2 separate regions of the Homo sapiens genome follow, and region 2 is linked to region 1. Evidence: read pairs that join two places in POLR2A ChIA-PET (ENCODE). Cell type or tissue: HepG2. All regions are shown on one strand. Each heading gives the region's core, and the rest is flanking DNA. Links, peaks and the distances in the headings are about the cores only. Region 1 holds the start of GPHA2 (glycoprotein hormone subunit alpha 2). Region 2 overlaps EHD1 (EH domain containing 1).

Region 1 (5,228 bases), core at 229-5,228:
TTTTTCCCCCAATTTAAAACATTAAGAATGGAACTTTCTAAAATGTTCATGTCCTGAGGGCCGGTTTAGGCCTTTTGTCTTCGGCACTTAGGATCCTAATGACAATAAATTATTTATGAAGAGTTATTGATTGAATTTAGTGGAATAGAGTAAAAGAGAACAAATGCTTCCCTCAAGATACAGAGAAAATGCATGAAACTTCCCTAGGTCTACCTGGTTACTATTCACAGGATCACTTTGGGTAGGTGAGTTTGTGCCAGAGGTTAGGGAATGGGGTCTTTCAAGACTCACTGTCCTGAGCCCTGCTCACCCAAGAGACCTCTTCCCCAGTTCCAGTTTGGCCCCAAATGGTTGCCTCTCCATAGACAAAATGTTTCCCACCTCTCTATCCCTTTAACTGTTTGACAGTAATGCAGATTCGTTTATCAGATTAACTGGAAGTCAATCCAGGTTGGCACCCCTGGAGAAGGCCTGGCCACCTGAGCTGCCTTCAACTAAAGGACTGATCTGTAATAGACACTTTAGCCTCATGTGGCCGTGGAGAACCAAAATGATCTATGGAAATGTAGGGAAACTCATTTTAGCTCACAACAAAGGAGTCACTTTTTACCTGTTAGAGATGTCCAATATTAGAATGGGCTACCTCATAAGGTAATGAGCCTTGTCACCCAAATGCTTTAAACAGAAGCCATCATCTGTCACATGCCAGAGGGTGCCCCTCAAGAGTGGGAGAGCAGGGGCTGAACTGCTGAGTTCCCGCTGCGTCCTGTTGCTATGCTGCCTGCACCCTTGGTGGGGAGAAGAGAAGAGGTGGACTGCTGCGGAGGACCTGGCAAACAAGGACCCAGGTCTTGAGGGGATGGGGGCTGATGGGGAAACCGTAGGGTGTGGGAATTTAAGGATTAGTGACATTAGTAACATCACTTCCTCTCAAATTGCGTTTACAGCCTTTACTCGACTGTCCCAAACATGGCCTGTTTTACAAAGCTGCTAAGAAGCACAGCTCCAAATCTGGAGCTGTGAGTGCCCGCCCTGACTCTGACTAGCTTACAGTGAAGCTTTGGGAAGTTGTTTTCCGCTGAGCTCTTATTTTCTCATCCAGAAAATGAGGGGGTAGGATTTGGTGAGTTATAAAGTGCCTTCTAGCTCTAGCAGTCTGTGACTGGCCCTGCTCTTTCTGAGCAGATCAGTGAGGCAATGACCCCAAAGCGGGGCTGCCCAGAATCACCACAGGCTTCCTTTGGCTCTCCACCTTGCCCCAACCCCTCTGGCCACTGCTGCCTGGGGGTCTTTCTCCAGCTTGCCACATTCTTGCTCAAGTGTAGTTTAGCACCATGGATGGACAGCAGATTTGAATTTGAAATCAGCCCTAACATTAACTAGCTGGGTGACTTTTAGTAACTTTCTTTCTTTGAGCCTTAGTTGCCTCATCTATAAAACCAGAGTTGGACAAATAGATCAGCTTTGCTGGGGTTGATAACTTCAGGCCCTTTCAGGAGTCAGGTCCCTGTTATTCCAGGGCTAGGGGAGCACTCCAGCTCAGAACGTTACTCTGTAGCACAGGATGCGAATCATCCACTGATACCGTGGCCATGCAACTCTGAAACAGACAGCAACCCCCAAACCCCCGGCCCTGCCACCAAGCACATCTCAGGAGACCTCCACTGGTATAATTTCCCTTGTCCCTAAGAATCTCCTTCCCCAATCCCTTTCCTTTGCAGTTAGAAAAAGGCAAGCAGGACTGAGTTTAGTGGTTTTAAAATTAGGGGTGTGGCCAGGCACAGTGTCTCATGCCTGTAATTCTAGCACTTTGGGAGGCCTAAGCAGGCGGATCACTTGAGCTTAGCAGTTCAAGACCACCATGGGCAACATGGCAAAATCCTGTCTCTACAAAAAAATACAAAAGTTAGCTGGTCATAGTGGTGTGCCTGTGGTCCCAGCTACTCAGGAGGCTAAGGGGGAGGATGGCTTGAGTCTGGGAGGCTGGGAGGTGGAGGTTGCAGTGAGCCGAGATAACACCACCACACTCCAGCCTAGGTGACAGAGCCAGACCCTCTCAAAATAATAGTAATAAATAATAATAAAGTTAGGGGTGATCAGGCCCTGAACAGGGAAATGTTCTGTCCAAGGTCACAGAGCAAAGAGAACCCAGGTGTCCACAACTCAGCCAAGAGTCTTGACCCCTGTGTCGTCAGCTGCACACACGCTGCACACTCCACCAGCTCCTAGGCTTCTCTCCACATCTGACTTATCGAGGCCTGGGCTGTGGGTAGCTTTTTGGACAGAAAGAAGCAGAAAGCAGCAGGAGCTGCTCTCCGAGGACCGCACCTCAAAGAGCAAGATCCCCCAGGTGGGATCGCTCTGAGGCTTCAGGCAGGGGAGGCTGGTTTGAAAGCCGATCTCCAAGAGGGCGTGGCTCCAAAATGCTGGCAAATAAAAGCCTGGAGAGCCAGCACCAAGCTGGAGACCAGCAGGAGGCACAGGAAAACTGCAAGCCGCTCTGTTCCTGGGCCTCGGAAGTGGTGAGCTCGCTGAGGCAGGAGGAGCTCTGGGGAGGGTCTGGGAATGTGGACGAGGGCCCTGCAGGCCAAGATGGGGCAGATGGAGGGAGGAAGATGTTTGCGCTCCAGATGGCGAAGAAAATTCCAGGGAAGGGAGAATCACTGCACAGAGGGCTGACACACAGGTCCTTTCCAGAGACAGCTGCTCACACTCACACCCATACACACACACACACACACACAAAGGCAGATACAGGGAAAAGGCAGCACCATTCAGGCACACCTCACCTGTCAGACCAGCCAGCCCTGGCTCACTCACCTGGAATGCAGTATTTAAAGAACTCGCCATCCCACCTGCACACCCACGTAGAGACATCTCCCCACTGTGTTTCAGATGCCTATGGCGTCCCCTCAAACCCTGGTCCTCTATCTGCTGGTCCTGGCAGTCACTGAAGCCTGGGGCCAGGAGGCAGTCATCCCAGGCTGCCACTTGCACCGTGAGTACCTCTGGGACCGGAGGGCTAGGAGCAGTGGAGGTTCTGGGTGGGAGCAAAGAGCTGAGTGGACGGTGGGGCAGGCAGCACCCTAAAGGGCCCCACACTGAGGCACAGGCAACGGGAGCTGGGGCGAGGCAAACCTTGGCAGAGGCGCCGTCTACTGCTTGCCTATCTCCTTCTAGCCTTCAATGTGACAGTGCGAAGTGACCGCCAAGGCACCTGCCAGGGCTCCCACGTGGCACAGGCCTGTGTGGGCCACTGTGAGTCCAGCGCCTTCCCTTCTCGGTACTCTGTGCTGGTGGCCAGTGGTTACCGACACAACATCACCTCCGTCTCTCAGTGCTGCACCATCAGTGGCCTGAAGAAGGTGAGGAGGGCCCGGGCCCGGTGGATGGACGCTGGGGTCGCGGGAAGACCAGAGAGATGGAGATCCTAGACAGCCCTGAGAAAGGGGACTGCAGCACGGACTCCCCTCTCCCGCAGGTCAAAGTACAGCTGCAGTGTGTGGGGAGCCGGAGGGAGGAGCTCGAGATCTTCACGGCCAGGGCCTGCCAGTGTGACATGTGTCGCCTCTCTCGCTACTAGCCCATCCTCTCCCCTCCTTCCTCCCCTGGGTCACAGGGCTTGACGTTCTGGTGGGGGAAACCTGTGTTCAAGATTCAAAAACTGGAAGGAGCTCCAGCCCTGATGGTTACTTGCTATGGAATTTTTTTAAATAAGGGGAGGGTTGTTCCAGCTTTGATCCTTTGTAAGATTTTGTGACTGTCACCTGAGAAGAGGGGAGTTTCTGCTTCTTCCCTGCCTCTGCCTGGCCCTTCTAAACCAATCTTTCATCATTTTACTTCCCTCTTTGCCCTTACCCCTAAATAAAGCAAGCAGTTCTTGAATTTCTCTCTTTATTAAGTCTACCCCCAGCCACGGAAAGAGGAGTAGACCATGATTACTGTGAACCCCCCCTTACCCCAGGACACTGTGAATCTCTTCTTGCCTGTGCCCTCCCCCTCCCCCTGCCCAATAAATAAAAAGGGGACAAGGAAGTACACAGCGAGGGAAGGGAGGAGTGTGCACCCAGGACAGTGTCTGTGTAGAGGGTGAGCTGGGCGAGAATAAATAGACCATGGACCCCATGGTGGGGATAAGGAAGGACCTCGCATTGGCCAAGGCAGGGGCAGGCGAGGCGCTGAGTGCCCTTGCCCAAGGCCAGGAGCAGAGGGTGGGAGCCCGCCTGCAGCTGGAGCCTAGCTTTGCGGGGCAGGGGAAGATCCCTGATGGCAGCTTCCTGGTCAAGCTTGCCCTTGTCAAGTCCTGCCACGAGGGGCTGAGCATTCTGTTGCCAAGACCACCATTGCCTCTCCTCGTCTCCCCCCAGTGAAAGCTGGGCTGGGCAGGGAGTCCTCAGAAGCCACTCTGGCAAGGCCAGGGGTAGGTGTGTTTCTCTCTGGGCCCCTGGACAGGAGAAGGGATAGAGGGACTGACAGCTCTGGGTTTAGCTTTTCCCCTTCTGAGGTGCTGTCTAGCTCTGACCCCCACTGGCGGCCACCTGGGGTGTAAGCCGCTGGAGGGGGGCCTCCTTGGCCCCCTGGGTCCCCTGTAGCCGGCGTAGCCGCAGCTCCTCCAGACCTTGCCATAACTCCTGACGCTCCTGGGCCTTCTGCTGCTCCCTGGGGAGAGAGGGTGAGGCAGCTCCCTTTCCTGGGGCCCCCCACAGTCCAGACTCCCTCACAGTCCAGACTCCCTCACTACCACCCCACCGGCAAAGGGAAGGCATGGAACCATTTTTGTTCTGTGACTCCATAAAAACCCTCTACTGAGGGAAGAGAGCAGAGGACAGACAGATCCCAGCCTGCAGTCACAGAGAAGATGACGGGTGGGGCCTGAGTGGTTCTGGCTTCTGTAGGAAGCTACAGGGAGTCAGAACAAGTCTGAGCTACTCGAAGAATGACGGGAGGATACAGGGGCAGACAGTCAGGCATAGGATGGCAGGAGCATGGACAGTCTTGCAGCATCTGATCAGACAGAGTTTGGGGTAGTCCTCGGGTTCCCTCCAGCCATGGGGGTCTGACTCCTCCCTGCTCTTCTCCCTTCCCCCACGCCCAGCCCCCAACACTCACTGCTGCTTTTCCAGCTTGTAGGAGGCTGTGAGCTCATCAAACAGCTTCCCATTCATCTCCATGAAGGTCTTGAGCACATTGTAGATCAGTGATACGATGGTTCTTGGCAGTGTCAAGGA
Region 2 (5,443 bases), core at 444-5,443, 81 kb after region 1:
AAAAAGGCCCTTGCCGTAGCTCCTATCTCCAGGCCAGCCAGGCCGGAGCGTGGCTGGGGAACTGTCCTGCCTGCCAAGCCAGGCCCTTTGGTGATACGTCCCCAGTTCTTCAACAGAGCAGGGTGCTTGCCCCCACCTCATGGCATGCAGGGGGTACCAGGGTAGACATCATGTGGGCATGAAGGCTTCAGTGACAGATGTGCCTGTGGCCAGGGTCACAGTCCCCTGATCTCCAGAATATAACTGAGGACTGAGGATGGGCACTTCCTGGGGAGCCCATGTCCCTGCCTGCTCAGAGGCATGGAGACTGCAGGCGTTGAGCACAGTGGCCCTCGTACCCACTCTGTCTGGAGGCCAGTCAGAGGGCATGTGGGTGCTACCTGGTCTGAGCAGTGAGAACTGACCCTTCATCCTTTGCCACCACTGTCCTCCCATTGTGCCCCAAGTACCCTGGGCCCCACCTCACCCTGTAGATGAGGAATTCTCATTCTGGCCTGAACCTCCGTGAGCTGTGTGCACGGGCGTGGGTCAGATGCCGGCTCTGGAGGACAGAGGGCTGCGTGTTTTTCTTATTTTTAATTTTATTATTTTATTTTTTGATTTTTTTGGAGATGGAGTTTCACTCTGTTACCTAGGCTGGAGTGCAGTGGCGCAATCTCGGCTCACTGCAACCTCCGCTTCCCAGGCTCAAGCCATTCTCCTGCCTCAGCCTCCTGAGTAGCTGGGATTGCAGGCGCCCGTCACCACACCCAGCTAATTTTTATATTTTAGTAGAGACGGGGTTTCACCATGTTGATCAGGCTGGTCTCGAACTCCTGACTTTAGGTGATCCGCCTGCCTCGGCCTCCCAAAATGCTGGGATTACAGGCGTGAGCCACCGCGCCCGGCTGGCTGGATGTTTTTCTAGATCTCTCCCTTCTGGAGCCTCCCTGTGAGTGGAGCCAGCTTTGAGAGAGGAACCCATACAAAAACCCAGGTGACTGACCCTGGCCTCAAAGGACAAAGGACGTCCTGAGCTGAGGGGTGTGGGTGTGGCCCTAGCTGAGTTTCTCTCCTTGCAGGGCAGAGAGAGCTCCCTTGCTCAGCCACCTTTGAGGACAGACAGGACAAGGGGCAGGCATGAGCCCCTGCCTGGTCGTCTGTGAGACCATGTGTGACTGCCAGGCCCCAGGCACACTGAGTCACCGCGCCTGGAAAACCCTGTGGCCTCCAGTGTTGCCTCACACCTGCCACTTCCTTTTCCTGGAGTGAGTGGTGCTCTCTGTGATGACTCCCACCGGCCTGGGATCTGCCTGCCACAGTGTCCCTGGGGAGACTCTAGATCCAGACCCACATGGCACGGGGCTGCCTCCCTCAGGCAGTTCTCAGCCAGGCCCCCACCCAGGGCACAGGCTCAGGCTGAGCGGGGTGGTGGATGGGCTGGAGCCGGGGAGAAGGGCAGCAAGGCTGGCTGGCCGCAGCCCTCTGTGGCTGGACACGACTTGGCAAGGCCGAGGGATCTGAGGGCTGGGCTACTCTCGAGGGCTGCCAGGTTCCCAGCTTGCTGCAGGGAAATGAAGGGGGTGCCGCCCTGAACAGGCACATGCCTAAGCAAGGTATTGATGCTTGGATAAAGCTGGCAACCACCAGGAGAAGCCTTTTTGGGATTTTTCAAATCCTTCGTCATCCGAGCTGTGATGATGGAGTGGAGCGTGGCACGGGCCCATTGGAGTTCTGTGGGCTCCATCGGCACTCAGCAGGGATTTGGACGTGCAGGCTGGTGGGCCCTGCAGGAAGCCTGCTCCCTGCTCTGCTGCGTGGGAGGGGGCAGCTCGGGGGAAGGGGGCTTGCAGAGAAACAGAAGAACATGGGCTGTGGGGCACCTTCAGCAGCCCGGGGTTCCAATCCCAGCTCCTCCATGTGGGAGCCAAGCACCCCAGGCAGCCTTTCCCAGCCTTGCTTAGGGCCGGGTTGGGAGAATCCCACCCCGCAGGGCTGTGGTGAGGGTTGAACGGAGGGTGTGTGGTGAGGGTTGAGCGGAGGGTGTGTGATGCGTGGTGAGGGTTGAGCGGAGGGTGTGTGATGCGTGGTGAGGGTTGAGCGGAGGGTGTGTGATGCGTGGTGAGGGTTGAGCGGAGGGTGTGTGATGCGTGGTGAGGGTTGAGCGGAGGGTGTGTGATGCGTGGTGAGGGTTGAACAGAGGGTGTGTGATGTGCCCAGTGGTACACGACAAATTGCCTTCTTTGGGTTGACAGACTGGGTTTTACTCTTCCTGAATCATCACAATGATCCGTGCAAGGCCAAGGCTGTTGTCTTCTGTTTCAAGTGCGTTTTCCTGTCCTGTCCTCTGTCCTGTGGCAGTGGACAGCTGTGGCTCTTGCCAGATTGTGTCTGCTCCTAGGACTGTGGGAGCCGGTGGTGGTAGCGGCCTTGAGCTTGACCCATCCCTCCTGCTTCCCTGTTCCTGAGCGAGCACCTTGGAGTATCCTTGGAGTGTCCTTGGAGGCTCTGCTCTCGGGGGCAGCCTGGGCCAAGAGAGCGCCTGATGCTCACCCCGTCCTCACAGGTTCACGCCTACATCATCAGCTCCCTCAAGAAAGAGATGCCCAATGTCTTTGGTAAAGAGAGCAAAAAGAAAGAGCTGGTGAACAACCTCGGAGAGATCTACCAGAAGATTGAGCGCGAGCACCAGATCTCCCCTGGGGACTTCCCGAGCCTCCGCAAGATGCAGGTACGGCTGTCCCGAGGCCCCATGCAGGCTGGTGGCCATCAGGGCAGAAGGAAGGCCCAGGGCACTGGATTTGGAGGGAATCCCATCTCCATGGGGAAGGGCCTCCCTGAACGGAAGCAGCTGGGTTAATCACCAGCACCCCACCCAACTCAGAGTTGACCCAGGCGGTGACACTGCAGAGGGGAATGTGGTGACTCACCCTGCGTGGTGGGGGGAGGGCAGGGCCATGCCAGGCGCTCTGGTGCCCTGTCCATGAATCCTTGCCGCAGCCCTGCAAGGAAAGAGCTGGAGGTGCCTCCTGTGTACAGGTTAGAGAGCCAAGGGCCAGATGGTTTTGCCGAGTCGCCCCTGCTAGTGTGGGGGAGCAGCACTTTATGCTTGTGAAGCCCTGACTGGAACCACTTGGCCTGGAGTCTGGGAGGGGCCTCCCTTCCCAGCCCTTGTCCTTCCTCCCCCGCCCACAGGAACTCCTGCAGACCCAGGACTTCAGCAAGTTCCAGGCGCTGAAGCCCAAGCTGCTGGACACGGTGGATGACATGCTGGCCAACGACATCGCGCGGCTGATGGTGATGGTGCGGCAGGAGGAGTCCCTGATGCCTTCCCAGGTGGTCAAGGGCGGCGCCTTTGACGGCACCATGAACGGGCCGTTCGGGCACGGCTACGGCGAGGGGGCCGGCGAGGGCATCGACGACGTGGAGTGGGTGGTGGGCAAGGACAAGCCCACCTACGACGAGATCTTCTACACGCTGTCCCCTGTCAACGGCAAGATCACGGGCGCCAACGCCAAGAAGGAGATGGTGAAGTCCAAGCTCCCCAACACCGTGCTAGGGAAGATCTGGAAGCTGGCCGACGTGGACAAGGACGGGCTGCTGGACGACGAGGAGTTCGCGCTGGCCAACCACCTCATCAAGGTCAAGCTGGAGGGCCACGAGCTGCCCGCCGACCTGCCCCCGCACCTGGTGCCGCCCTCCAAGCGCAGACATGAGTGATGGCGCCCGGCCCCGCACCTGCCATTTGCACGCCCGGCCGGGAGGCAGAGACGGGGGGAGGGGAAGCCTCACCATTTCTCAAGGTCCATAAAGACTGAGCGGATGTTTCCTCGCCTCTCGAAAAGGAAAACCACCATCTTTCTTTTAAGGCTGTTCCTGGGCCTGGCGGGGGAGGCAGGGGTGAGAGGATGGAATTGTGTGCACAAGAACTGTGGCTATTTTAATATATAACGTTAGAGGCTGCGTTCTTTGTCGCCGCCTCCCCTGTGTGCCAGCCCTGTGTGCACGGCCTCTGCCCCCCGGCCTTTGCTGTGGCTGGAGCTGGACAGTGCAGCGACTGCGACCGTGGGGGAGCCAGGTCGCCCTTTTGGCAGCTGCTAGGCTGAGGCTGCATGGACAGGAACACCAGGCACCCTCCGTGTGCTTCTGAGCTGAGGTTGCTTCACGGGACCGTGGCTTCCTTCCTCACCTGGCTCTGCCTCCCCCGTGCTCTCGGGCGAAGTGGGTTCTTGTGCCTTCCCCTCCCGGGCCCAGGCTCCCCGTGCGCGGGCCCTGCCCTTTCCTCCCGCGCCCCACCGGCTCCGACGCGCAACCCCGCTCAGCAGTCACAGAAGCAGGGCCCAGCCACCTTGGTCTTTTTTTGGGAGTTCAGGGGAGTAGGAGAATGTCTTCCAGAAAAATACATAAGCTAGTTTCTGTTCTGTAAAGTGATATCTTTCATACTTGACCAAAGTTCCCAATAACTTCCCAACCACTGTTCAAAAGCTGTGATTTTTGTCTCCCCTTCCCACCCTCCAGCCAAGGAGCAGCCCTGCCCAGGGGGCATTAGGTGTGGGTACCCGGGGAGCACCCCGTTCCTGGACCCCAGTGTTGCATTTCCTGGCTGAGGAAGGGTGGTCATCCCAGCTCCTGCCCTACCCTCTCACTTAACTGGAGCTTTGGGACGCACCCTCCACAGTGGGAGGTGGTGGTGGGTGGCGGTGGCGGGGCCTCACGACAGCTTGGTGCTGGTAAGAGGAAGCCCGTGGTTCTGGCTAGGCTCTCATGTCCAGACAGCGGGGACCAGGGGAAAACCCAGCCCCTTCTGTAATCCCCCTTCATTTCCTACCTTCCTTCCTCCTCTGTTTAGCAAAGGAGGGCAGCTCACTTGGATGTCCTTACAACGCCCCTGGCCCCCAGGTTGAGCAATAAGAAACCAGAACCTTGCGGCCCAGTGGCCCGGGCCAGTTCAGGCCGCCTCCCCCTCCTCTGCCTGGGGCCATTGAGCCCAGCCTCCAGGGCCCGGGCGCGTTTGCAGGCCAGTGGCCACTGTCCGGGCTGTGATGGCACCAAGGCAGGTGGAGCACCAGGTACCACACAGCTGGGCTTCCCACCAGGCTTTCCCGCGGGGGTCTCAGGGAGCTTCTCCCCAGCGCTGCTCGGAGTCTGCAGGAACTGGCCTTGTTCTCCTTAGCCCGTCACTCCATACAGTATTAGGTGAGGATGGATGCGGGCGCTGTCCTTGCCGGGAAGTCACTGTTGAAGTTGCAGTGGCTTGTTCACACCTGTGGGAAGAGAAGTGAAGACTTTCTCCTTGCATTAAAAAGTCTGAACTGTGCGAAAGCTTCGGGTGCTTCCTTGTCTTTTCCAGGGGCAGCAGTCCTGGGCCATCCTCCCCTGGTGTCTGAGGGGGTGATGCCAGCAGGGACAGAGTGGCAAGGCAGCCGGGGCAAGGTGACCAACCCTGCCCAGTCCTGCTCTGCTG

What was found. Peaks named below come from ENCODE experiments on the same cell type or tissue, not always from the same donor. Only the 100,000 strongest peaks of a DNase experiment are listed, where the experiment ranks them.
Region 2: POLR2A ChIA-PET joins it to region 1 with 6 read pairs; 7 of 35 experiments call an interaction of 5 or more read pairs at or near these places.

The regions. Positions count from the first base shown.
Region 1 is chr11:64,933,128-64,938,355 of GRCh38, reverse strand. It overlaps PPP2R5B (protein phosphatase 2 regulatory subunit B'beta), which reads right to left. Exons shown (of 14, transcript NM_006244.4): 13 at 5,110-5,211; 14 at 3,881-4,659. The coding sequence ends at 4,512. GPHA2 (glycoprotein hormone subunit alpha 2) reads left to right here and starts at 2,463. Exons shown (of 4, transcript NM_130769.4): 1 at 2,463-2,522; 2 at 2,896-2,998; 3 at 3,181-3,365; 4 at 3,482-3,885. The coding sequence starts at 2,896. The coding sequence ends at 3,583. It overlaps MAJIN (membrane anchored junction protein), which reads left to right. Exons shown (of 11, transcript NM_001037225.3): 11 at 1-126. In HepG2, for the core only: CTCF peaks have their summits at 2,481 (motif pointing right) and 3,513; DNase peaks (open chromatin) are centred at 2,445 and 3,505; H3K4me3 peaks cover 1,293 bases; H3K27me3 peaks cover 724 bases.
Region 2 is chr11:64,852,589-64,858,031 of GRCh38, reverse strand. It overlaps EHD1 (EH domain containing 1), which reads left to right. Exons shown (of 5, transcript NM_006795.4): 4 at 2,546-2,710; 5 at 3,175-5,443. The coding sequence ends at 3,699. Among named protein-coding and RNA genes, the nearest start is that of CDC42BPG, 11 kb to the right of the region's middle. RefSeq lists enhancers at 2,955-3,014, 2,256-3,455, 2,703-3,701, 3,702-4,700 and a silencer at 4,298-4,357. In HepG2, for the core only: no CTCF peak of the experiment used is centred there; DNase peaks (open chromatin) are centred at 1,191 and 2,871.